Regions from separate parts of the Homo sapiens genome. Here region 2 is linked to region 1. Evidence: read pairs that join two places in POLR2A ChIA-PET (ENCODE). Cell type or tissue: Panc1. All regions are shown on one strand. Links, peaks and the distances in the headings refer to the core of each region. The heading gives the core; the rest is flanking DNA. Region 1 overlaps G3BP1 (G3BP stress granule assembly factor 1). Region 2 holds the start of ATOX1-AS1 (ATOX1 antisense RNA 1).

Evidence for each region. Peaks named below come from ENCODE experiments on the same cell type or tissue, not always from the same donor. Only the 100,000 strongest peaks of a DNase experiment are listed, where the experiment ranks them.
Region 2: POLR2A ChIA-PET joins it to region 1 with 12 read pairs; 5 of 35 experiments call an interaction of 5 or more read pairs at or near these places.

What each region holds. Positions count from the first base shown.
Region 1 is chr5:151,798,365-151,803,742 of GRCh38, forward strand. G3BP1 (G3BP stress granule assembly factor 1) reads left to right here. Exons shown (of 12, transcript NM_005754.3): 8 at 848-949; 9 at 1,525-1,636; 10 at 1,854-1,982; 11 at 2,396-2,505. Among named protein-coding and RNA genes, the nearest start is that of G3BP1, 29 kb to the left of the region's middle. In Panc1, for the core only: no CTCF peak of the experiment used is centred there; no DNase peak of the experiment used is centred there.
Region 2 is chr5:151,747,982-151,753,359 of GRCh38, forward strand. It overlaps ATOX1 (antioxidant 1 copper chaperone), which reads right to left. Exons shown (of 4, transcript NM_004045.4): 2 at 3,723-3,798. ATOX1-AS1 (ATOX1 antisense RNA 1) reads left to right here and starts at 5,099. Exons shown (of 4, transcript XR_007059008.1): 1 at 5,099-5,328. RefSeq lists an enhancer at 1,689-1,938. In Panc1, for the core only: no CTCF peak of the experiment used is centred there; no DNase peak of the experiment used is centred there; H3K27ac peaks cover 694 bases.

The sequences.
Region 1 (5,378 bases), core at 222-5,221:
GAAGCAAGTGGAAAAGTAGGTTGGCTGGACCAGCTGACCACTTAGTTGGTTATTATAGTAACCCTAGTGAGAGAGAATGATGGCTTGAATTAGAGTTGTGGCAGTGGAAATGGAAAAGAAATAATTAGGTAGAATAACAGGTTCTGGCGATTTTTAAATGTGCGAGAAAGGTGTTTATGATGATTCTACAATTGATGTAATTGAGTCGATGTTTGTACAATGGATTGGATGGAATCACAGTAGGAAGAGCTGAGCTGATTTTGGAGGAGAGGGAATTTTGTTTGATTCACAGATTTGAATGAAAGTAGCTTTTGTTGGGCCAGGCGTTGTGGCTTACGCATTTAATCCCAGCACTTTGGGAGGCTGAGGCCAGGAGGATTGCTTGAGTTTAGGAGTTCAAGACCAGCCTGGTCAATATAGTGAGACTTCATCTCTACTAAAAAGAAAAAATAGCTGGACATGGTGGCACATGCCTGTAGTTTCAGCTGCTTGGGAAACAGGTGGGAGGATCACTTGAGCACAGGAGATGTAGGCTGCAATGAGCTGTGTGCATGCCACTGCATTCCAGCCTGGGCAACAGAGCAAGATTCTGTCTCAAAAAAAAAAGTGAGTAGTTTCTTGAACCTAAGCCTCTCGGATTTGCTTGGTACTTGATCATCAGTCCCAAGGAATTTCAGTACTAAATTTTGAATAGCTGAAAGAGAAGAATCTTAATATATATATATAAACTCCATCCTGCCTATGAGAATGTGTTACCGTTTGTTCTGTACAGGAAATCAAGAGTTAGTAGCTTTTATATTGTTTTGATACCTGGTATAATTATGTAATGTTGGTATTGCTCCCTTAGACATTTTCTTGGGCATCTGTGACCAGTAAGAATCTTCCACCCAGTGGAGCTGTTCCAGTTACTGGGATACCACCTCATGTTGTTAAAGTACCAGCTTCACAGGTAAGGTCCTAATAAAACTTGTACATTAGGCAAATTTACTTCTATTGTGGTAATTTGATTCAACAGAGGTTTAGAGAATGTGAAAACTGGTCAGGTGCAGTGTGGCTCATGCCTGTAATCCCAGCACTTTAGGAGGCTGAAGCCAGCTGATCACTGGAGCCTAGGAGTTTGAAACCAGTCTGGGCAACATAGTGAGACCCTGTCTCTACAAAAAATAAGAAATTAGCTGGGCCTTGTGGCATGCATCTGTAGTCCTAGCTACTTAGGAAGCTGAGGTGGGAGGATTGCTTGAGTCCCGGAGGTTGAGGCTGCAGTGAGTCATGATTGTGCCACTGCACTGCATCATGGGCGACATACTGAGACTCTGGCTCAAAAAAAAAAAACCAACCCAAATCAATGTAGAAACAGAACTGACATATAGGACGGAAGAGAAGGGTATAAGATGGTTTTTAATGATTTTTCTTGTGAGGGAATTGTCCATTTTGTAGTTTAAAACTTGTTAGCTAAGAAACTTCATTAAGAAAAAGGATAAGCCTGCTTTGTTTTAACACAAAAGTTAACTTAAAATTTTTCAGCCCCGTCCAGAGTCTAAGCCTGAATCTCAGATTCCACCACAAAGACCTCAGCGGGATCAAAGAGTGCGAGAACAACGAATAAATATTCCTCCCCAAAGGGGACCCAGACCAAGTAAGAGCTCAGAAGGGCGATTTCTCGTTTGGGGGATTTTGAGGTGAGAGCTTATTTTGGGAGGGCAGTTGATATTTATATACTTTAAAATAAAAATATTGTAGGGTTGATGGAATTACCTGTTTTTAGTGTAGAGGGAAAACTATTGAATGTGAGCAGTCATTGAAAGATGTCTTCTTTCTCTTGTCTTTCATTGATGTTTTTGTCTCCTTTTAAGTCCGTGAGGCTGGTGAGCAAGGTGACATTGAACCCCGAAGAATGGTGAGACACCCTGACAGTCACCAACTCTTCATTGGCAACCTGCCTCATGAAGTGGACAAATCAGAGCTTAAAGATTTCTTTCAAAGTAGGTTATTGAGTTTTGAACACTAAATTCATCTAGTGTCTCTCTAGCACTGTCCAGTAGCAATAGAAAATGAGCCACATATGTAATTATAAATTTTCTAGTAGTCATGGTTAAAAAAAAAAAGGTAAAAAGAAACTGGATAATTTTAATAACATTTAACTTAAGGCATTGTCATTTCAACATGTAAGAATATTGTGAGAGATATTTTACACTTTTTCATAATCTTTGAAATCCAAATGTGCCTCCCATAATTTTACACTTATGAGAGGCACATCTCAATTCAGACTAGCTATATTTATAATTCAAGTGCTCAGTAGTCACATGCATCTAGTGGCTACTGTATTGGACTGTGTACATGTAATGTTTAAAGATAATGGTCTAAGTAGTTATCTGAGAATGTGTTTCACTTGCAGGTTATGGAAACGTGGTGGAGTTGCGCATTAACAGTGGTGGGAAATTACCCAATTTTGGTTTTGTTGTGTTTGATGATTCTGAGCCTGTTCAGAAAGTCCTTAGCAACAGGGTAAGCAGCTTTTTGTCTTGATTTTTTTTTTTTTTTTTTAAAAAGGGTTTTGGTTCTTTAGAATATATCTTTACAGCTGGGTCTTTATGTAAAGTGCAGTTTATTCCAACATGTTCAGGTAATTTATTCATTATTTTCAACCATTATTAAAAGACTTGCCTGGGGGTTTAGGAAAACAAACCTTATGTTTAAGTAACTTAGTTTTTGAAAACATGAATTATGAGAATGAGAAAATGAATAGTTATCAGTGCACTGAGATTTACGTAACTACCTTTCCTTGGTGGTGGCTTTTGGTATACAGGAGATGAAATACAAACCTACTTCTAACTATTAACTAAGATAAGAGCCAGTTTGCCCAGGACAGTTTTGGTATACTGCTGTTTTTAGAGAATAACTATTAAGAGCTTCTTCTTTAAGTTAATAAATTGGATTTGGAAGATAAATTATATAGTCAACCTACTTGGAACCATCCTTACTAACAGTACTCTTACTCTGTACGTTCTAATAATAGAAGAATTTGTAGAATGGAAATCTTACTGTGGGATCCCCAAAGAAAGCTTCCCTTCCTCTAGCAAAAAACTACTTTTTGTAGTAGTAGAGAAGAACAAGTGTATAAATAATATTAATTTACTAAGCTATACTTTTTTATTGAGGTGAAATTTACATAACAAAATTAACCATTTAAAAATGTACAACTTAATTGCATTTAGAACACATTATTGTGCAACCATTACCTTTAATTCCAAAAGTTTTTTACTAAAAGCCATAAGCTCTTTACTCACTAAGCAGTCATTCCTTGTACCTGTCTCCCAACCCCTGGCAGCCACTAATCTGCTTTCTGTCCCTATGAATTAAAATTGTGTACTTTAAACCATATAATAAAAATACTGCAGATCAGTGATATTCTCCAGAATGTTAATGGGCATACTGCAAAGTTTTTTATTTTTTTATTTTTTTTTTTTTGAGACAGTGTCTCTCTCTGCCACCCAGGCTGGAGTGCAATGGTGTGATCTTGGCTCACTGCAACCTCCACATCCTGGGTTCAAGCAGTTCTCCTGCCTCAACTTCCTGAGTAGCTGGGATTACAGGCACCCGCCACCATGCCCAGCTGATTTTTTTGTATTTTTAGTAGACATGGGGCTTCCCCATGTTAACCAGGCTGATCTCGAACTCCTGACCTCAGGTGATCCGCTGACCTTGGCCTCCCAAAGTGCTGGGATTATAGGTGCGAGCCAATGCACCTGGCCTTACTGCATAGTTTAATGTTGTGGTTATAACATGTCAACCTGAGTATGCAAATATACATTATCTTTCAAATTATTTGACCATTTATTTTTGTGAAGCATCTCCTGCAAAATACTGTTTGAGAAATGAGAGAACAGTGGTTTATCTCACCAAAGCCACTGAAGAACCCAGAAATGTCCAGTAGGCTTTGTAGATAAATCCATCATTCAGCATGTATTAGGCCTAGTGGCCACCCTTCATTTCATGGTATTGATAGAAGTCTACTATGCTCCCTTCACTAATTTTTTGTGTGAGCAGAAATAGCTTATGTAAGACTGATTGCCGTGGTGTATGACATACTGTAGTGTAGCTTACCGTTTCAAAGCTTATTTTTCCCTGGAGGCCTTGGTTTGTATTCTCCTTTCATCACTCATTAGTGTTGTGACCCATGGGACAAGTTACTTAACCTCCCCGGCCCTTAGTTTGCTAGTCCTTAAAGTAGGTATCTACCATCAGAGGGTTGTTGTAAAGGTTAAGTGAGCTAATAAATTTGAATAGAGCTGGGCACAGTGGCTCACGCCTGTAATCCCAGCACTTTGGGAGGCCGAGGCGGGCGGATCACGAGGTCAGGAGATTGAGACCATCCTGGCTAACACGGTGAAACCCCGTCTCTACTAAAAATACAAAAAATTAGCTGGGTGTGGTGGCGGACGCCTGTAGTCCCAGCTACTCGGGAGACTGAGGCAGGAGAATGGCGTGAATCTGGGAGGCGGAGCTTGCAGTGAGCCGAGATCGCGCCACTGCACTCCAGCCTGGGCAGCAGAGCGAGACTCCATCTCAAAAAATAAATAAATAAATAAATTTGAATAGAACACTTCCGCGACACATAGTAAGTACTCTTAGATACTCATTTTAAGAAATTAGAAAATTACATTGCTGGTGAAGAGCATAAATTGAATATATTGAAATGTTTCGTAGCCCCTTAACTACTTTGGCTCTGTTAGGAGGAAACGAAGGCCAAGACTATCCAAAATTCTCAGGAGGTGTTAAAGAGCAAATTAAAGTTTATGTCAAATTAATGAAGTTTTTATTTTAAATGTATATGTACTTTGCATAAATATGTACAGTACCATCTTTTCACACTGGTGATGATGAGGTTTTATTCTAAGCCTCCAAATCTATGGAGAAGGTGGCAATTTTTTTTATTTTTTATTTTTTATTGGGACGGAGTCTCACTCTGTCGCCCATGCTGGAGTGCAGTGGCACGACCTTGGCTCACCACAACTTCCGCCACCCGGGTTCAAGTTGCACTCCAGTCTGGGTGACGAGTGAAACTCTGTCTCATTAAAAAAACAAACAAAAAACTGAACTGTGAGAACTTAGCTGATTTATAATCTGCTGGTTCTTTTTTTTTTCTGAGTCGGAGTCTCGCTCTTTTTCCCAGACTGGAGTACAATGGCGTGATCTTGGCTCACTGCAACCTCCGCCTCCTGGGTTCAAGCAATTCTCCTGCCTCAGCCTCCTTGAATAGCTGGAACTACAGGCGTGTGTCACCATGTCTGGCTAATTTTTGTGTTTTTTTAGTAGAGACGGGGTTTCACCATGTTGGTCAGGCTGGTCTTGAACTCCTGACCTCGTAATCCACCCGT
Region 2 (5,378 bases), core at 221-5,220, 50 kb before region 1:
CTAATTTTTCACCACTATCACAATGTTATAGTAAACATATTTGAACTTGTCTTAAAACACTTATAAAAATATTGTTATACCATGAATTCACAGAATGGAAATTGTGGGGCAACAGATATTTGGCACATTTTGAATGTTTAATAGACATTGCAAAATCGCCCTCCTAAATGGCTATGCCAATTTACAGCTCCCCAGCAGCACATGGGAGGACCCAGAGTTTTACTCTGACAAAAGAGTGCAAAAAGAAAGGAAAACTCTTGATAGGTTCTAGGCCTGGCCTCACCATTGACTTGCTGGGTGACCATGGGCAGGGAGTCGGTGGGAGGAGGGTCCTGCTTCTCACAGGCCTCAGCTACCTCATCTGTACATGAAGGAGTCAGGGCTGGCCAGCTCCTGTGGCCTTTCCAGCTCAAGGATGCCATCAGTCTGTGATTCCTCAGCCCTACCACTGTTCTTTTAGGGCCATAAGCAACTCAAAAAACCCTCCTGACCCTTCTCAAGAGGCCACCCAAGCAGGGACAGTAGGAAAAGATGGGCAGAAACCTGCCGAAGCTTAAAGGCAGATCTTCCAGCAAGGGGCCTTAAAAATCATATGGTTGGCCAGGCGTGGTGGCTCATGTCTGTAATCCCAGCACTTTGGGAGGCTGAGGCGAGTGGATCACTTGAGGTCAGAAGTTCAAGACCAGCCTGGCTAACGTGGTGAAACCCCATCTCTACTAAAAATACAAAAATTAGCTCAGTGTGTGGCATGTGCCTGTAATCCCAGCTTCTCGGGAGGCTGGGGCAGGAGAATCACTTGAACCTGGGAGGCAGAGGTTGCAGTGAGCCAAGATCATGCCACTGCACTCCAGCCTGGGAGACAGAGTGAGACTCCCTCTCAAAACAAACAAACAAACAAACAAAACATATGGTTTCCCAGCCTGCATAACAAAGCAAGACCCTGTCTCTACAAAAAACAAAAACAAAAACAAAAAAATAGCCGGGTGTGGTCCTGTAGTCCCAGCTACTCAGGAGGCTGAGGTGGGAGGATGGCTTGAGCCTGGGAAGTTGAGGCTGCAGTGAGCCAAGACCGCGCCACTGCACTCCAGCCTGGATGAAGTTCCTGGGATGGGTAGATGTCTTTGAGCTGTCAAACGAAATTAGGCCCATCCCCACTTCATCCAGAGCCTGCTGCTTTGTATTTGAGGAGCTCCTGTACAGTTTCATTTTTAAAGCATCAACAGGCTGGGCACGGTGGCTCACGCCTGTAATCCCAGCACTTTGGGGGACCAAGGTGGGCAGGTCACCTAAGGTCAGGAGTTTGAGACCAGCCTGGCCAAGATAGAGAAACCCCGTCTCTACTAAAAATACAAAATTAGCCGGGCATGGTGGCCTGAGCCTGTAATCCCAGATACTCAGGAGGCTGAGGCAGGAGAATCGCTTGAACCTGGGAGGTGGAGGTTGCGGTGGGCTGAGATCACGCCATTGCACTCTAGCCTGGGCAACAAGAGCGAAATTCTGCCTCAGAAAAAAAAAAAAAATTAGCCAGGCGTGGTGGCGGGCACCTATAATCCCAGCTACTCGGGAGGCTGAGGCAGGAGAATCGCTTGAACCCGGGGCAGAGTGGAGCAGGTTGCAGTGAGCAGAGATCATGCCACTTCACTCCACTCTAGCCTGGGTGAAAGAGCAAACTCCATCTCCAAAAAAAAAAAAAAAGAAAAAGAAAAAAAAAAGCATCAACAGCAAAAGCTGATACAGACATACAAGATATACATTCCCATACCACAGCTGGGGAAACCCAGGCCCGAGAAAGAAGGGCCCACAGTCACATGACAAGTCAGCAGCTAGGTTCTTTCCACTGTTTCAGTTTCTTTCAGATTAAGATCCCAGTTTACAGGGCTAGAGGCCAGCCACTGACTTGCTGCGGGACTACGGGCAAGTCACTTAACCTCCTGGACACTGGCATCGACATCCCCATTCCAAAGATGGAAAGTACAGCTCAGAGGACTGCTAATGAGATCACGTCCATGTGGAAGCCATTTGAAAACTTAATGTCATTATTATTTAGGGTTTTAAAAAAGAAAATTTTAGAAGATTGTGTGATAGTTCATGTGGAAGAAAAAGAAAAGAAAAAATCTTAGAAGGCTGACTGAGCACTGGCATTGCCAAAACTCTGATCACAACTCAGTTATTACCTCACTGAGTCCCAGGACCAGATCCCAGTCCTCTCTGGGCCTCAGTTTCCCCAGCTGTAAAATGACAAGGCTGGATGAGACTGATTGTTCAAAAGAGGTGCTTTAAGAATATCTGCATGTGGCCAGGTGCGGTGGCTCATGCCTGTAACCCTAGCACTTTGGGAGACCAAAGCAGGCGGATTACTTGAGGTCAAGAGTTCAAGACCAGCCTGGCCAACATGGTGAAATCCATATCTATGAAAAGTACAAAAATTCACCGGAAATCGCCTGAACCCAGGAGGCAGAGGCTGCAATGAGCTGAGATCATGCCACTGCACTCCAGCCTGGGCAACAAACAGAGTGAGACTTCATCTCAAAAAAAAAAAAAAAAAAATCTGCATGTGAGTGATTCAAAATTAATTTAAATTTTTTTTTTTGAAGTAAAGAAACAGAAAAAGACAAAATTTTAAAAATTTTTACCTTTTTTTAAATCTTTCCTTTTTTTCTTTCTTTTTTTTTTTTTTTTTTTGGAGACAGGGTCTTGCTCTGTTGCCCCCACTGCAGTGCAGTGGCACGATCTAGGCTCACTGTGGCCTTAACCTCCCAGGCTCAAGCGATCTTCCCACCTCAGCCCCCTAAATTAGCTGTGAGTACAGGCATGTAACACCATGCCTGGCTAATTTTTTTGGTATTTTTTGTAGAGATGGCATTTTACCATGTTGCCCAGGCTGGTCTCGGGAACTCCTGAGCTCAGGCAATCTGCCCGCCTCAGCCTTCCGAAATGCTGGGATCACAGGTGTGAGCCACCGTGCCCAGCCCCATTTAAAAAACCTTAATAGAGGCTGCGTAGGGTGGCTCGCGCCTGTAATCCCAGCACTTTGGGAGGCCGAGGCGGGCAGATCACCTGAGGTCAGGGGTTCGAGACCAGCCTGACCAACATGGAGAAACCCCGTCTGTACTGAAAATACAAAATGAGCCAGGCGTGGTGGTGCATGCCTGTAATCCCAGCTACTTGGAAGGCTGAGGCAAGAGAATTGCTTGAACCTGGGAGGCGGAGGTTGCAACAAGCCGAGATTGCACCATTGCACTCCAGGCTGAGCAAGAAGAGCGAAACTCTGTCTCAAAAAAAAAAAAAAAAAAAAAAATTCAATAGAAAATGACACTCAGATGTGTCATGCAGTACACACTGGAGATGACCAACATATGAACTAGTACTGCCATGGCTCCAGAGCTACTCCTGGCAGTACTAGTTAATTTGGCTAAATCCCAGCTCTGCCATTTACTGACCATGTGATCCCAGATAAGTTATTTAATGTTTCTGAACTTCAGCTGTCTCCTGTTTAACATGGAGCTAGTAAAAAAAAAACTATCTGAAATGGCCGTGGTGAGGATTAAATGATGTGATTCACATAAGCCACTAAGAAAATAACAAGAGTAGTTGGCACGTGCTAAGTACTCAATATATTTTAGTTTTACTGTTATGATCAGCTTAACCCTAAGTCTCTCCTGCAACATCTGCATGCATCTGAACATGGCATAAGTGCACCCAACTCAGGGCCACTCACTCACCTCCAAGCTTATTGAGGACCCGAGAGACAGCTTCAGCACAGCCTCCACAGGTCATGTCCACAGAGAACTCGTGCTTCTGAAACAAACACAGGGGGACCATGACCCGAGCCCTGTAGAGTGACCCCCACACAGTGCCAGCAGACAGGCCCACTCAGGGTCAAGACAGAAGACAGAGAGACTGGGCAGGACCTGGTTGGCATCAGACTCATCAGAAGCCTGTTTCTGAGCCCGTCTCTTCAACTATAGAGTAGCTAAGAGTTTCTACCTCACAAGTTGTATTCAATGGAATCATCCCTATAAATCCTTTAGCAGTGTCTGGCACATAGTAAATAGAATCACCTGGAGATCTAGTTTAAAATGCTTTTTCCCAGTCCTACCTTCAAAACACTGATTCTTGAGCTATGAGCTTTGTCTCAGGGCCACCAGTAACTCTGACAGGGATGGGCCCCCATACTCTGAGCAATGCTGATCTGGTGGGCCCACTTATGAACCACAAAATTATTTTCTGCACTAGAGTCACCTACAGCTTGCAAAAACTACAGGTTCTGGTCAGCAGGTCTGGGCTGGGGAATCTGTTATGTCTACTCATTACCCCAGGTGATTCTGCTTTCATCCAAGGGCCGCATTCTCAGAGGCAGCATCTGGGTCCAGGGAAAGAAAGGATTGCCTGGGTTCCCCAGTGGGTTGGAGGCCAGGCAGGAAGGGATCCCCGGCTCCTAGTCTTCATGTAAGCTCTACATTCTACAGTCTCTAGGATATCTAACAGATCAAGGGTCTGAAGGTAAGCTCCCAGAAGACAGAGGTTTTGTTCAGTTCACTACTGGATTCCTAATACTTGGAACAGTGCCTGGACAGAGTAGGTGCTTAAAACTTATTTTTGAGTCAATGGATAATTGACATGGCTGGTTTGAACTTCTGGATCTTTTGCTTTGCTTTCACACAAGGATTACTTATACCAATACTTTATTTTAAAATCTCTGGAAATGAGACCATCTGAAATCAGATAAATATGGCTTCAGATACCAGCTCTGGCACTACTAGTTGCATGATCATCAATATGTTACTTCTCTGTGCCTTAGTTTCCACATCTGAAAATTGAGGGTAAGAGTCCCTCTCTAGATTTGTGAATGGGATGAACACAGGATTTTAAGTACGGTTAGCCAGCATCCAAGATGGCCTCAATGATCTCTGCCTCTGGTATTTATGCCCTTGAGTAATCCCATTCCACATGTCTCGGGTTGGTCTGTGTGTCTTATAGAATATGGCTTGAAGTGAGGTTATGTGGCTTCTGAAGCTATCACAATGTCATAAAGGACACTGTGACTTCTGTCTTGCTCCATTTCTGGGGTCACTTGCACTAGAGGAAGTCAGCTACTAAATTACAAAGAAATTCCAGCAACCACAAGGAGAGGTCCACAAAGTGAGAGATTGAACCCTCGAGCTAACAAGCATGTGAGTGAGACATGTTGGAAGTGGATTCTCCAGCTCCAGTCAAGCCTTCAGATGAATGCAGCTCCAGCCAACATCTCACTGCAGCTTTATGAGAGCCTCTGAGCTGGAGCCACTAGGCCAAGCTGTTCCCAAATTCCTGACTCTCAGAAACTGTGTGAGTTACTATAAATATATTTGTTGTTTTATACTACAAAGTTTTGGGAT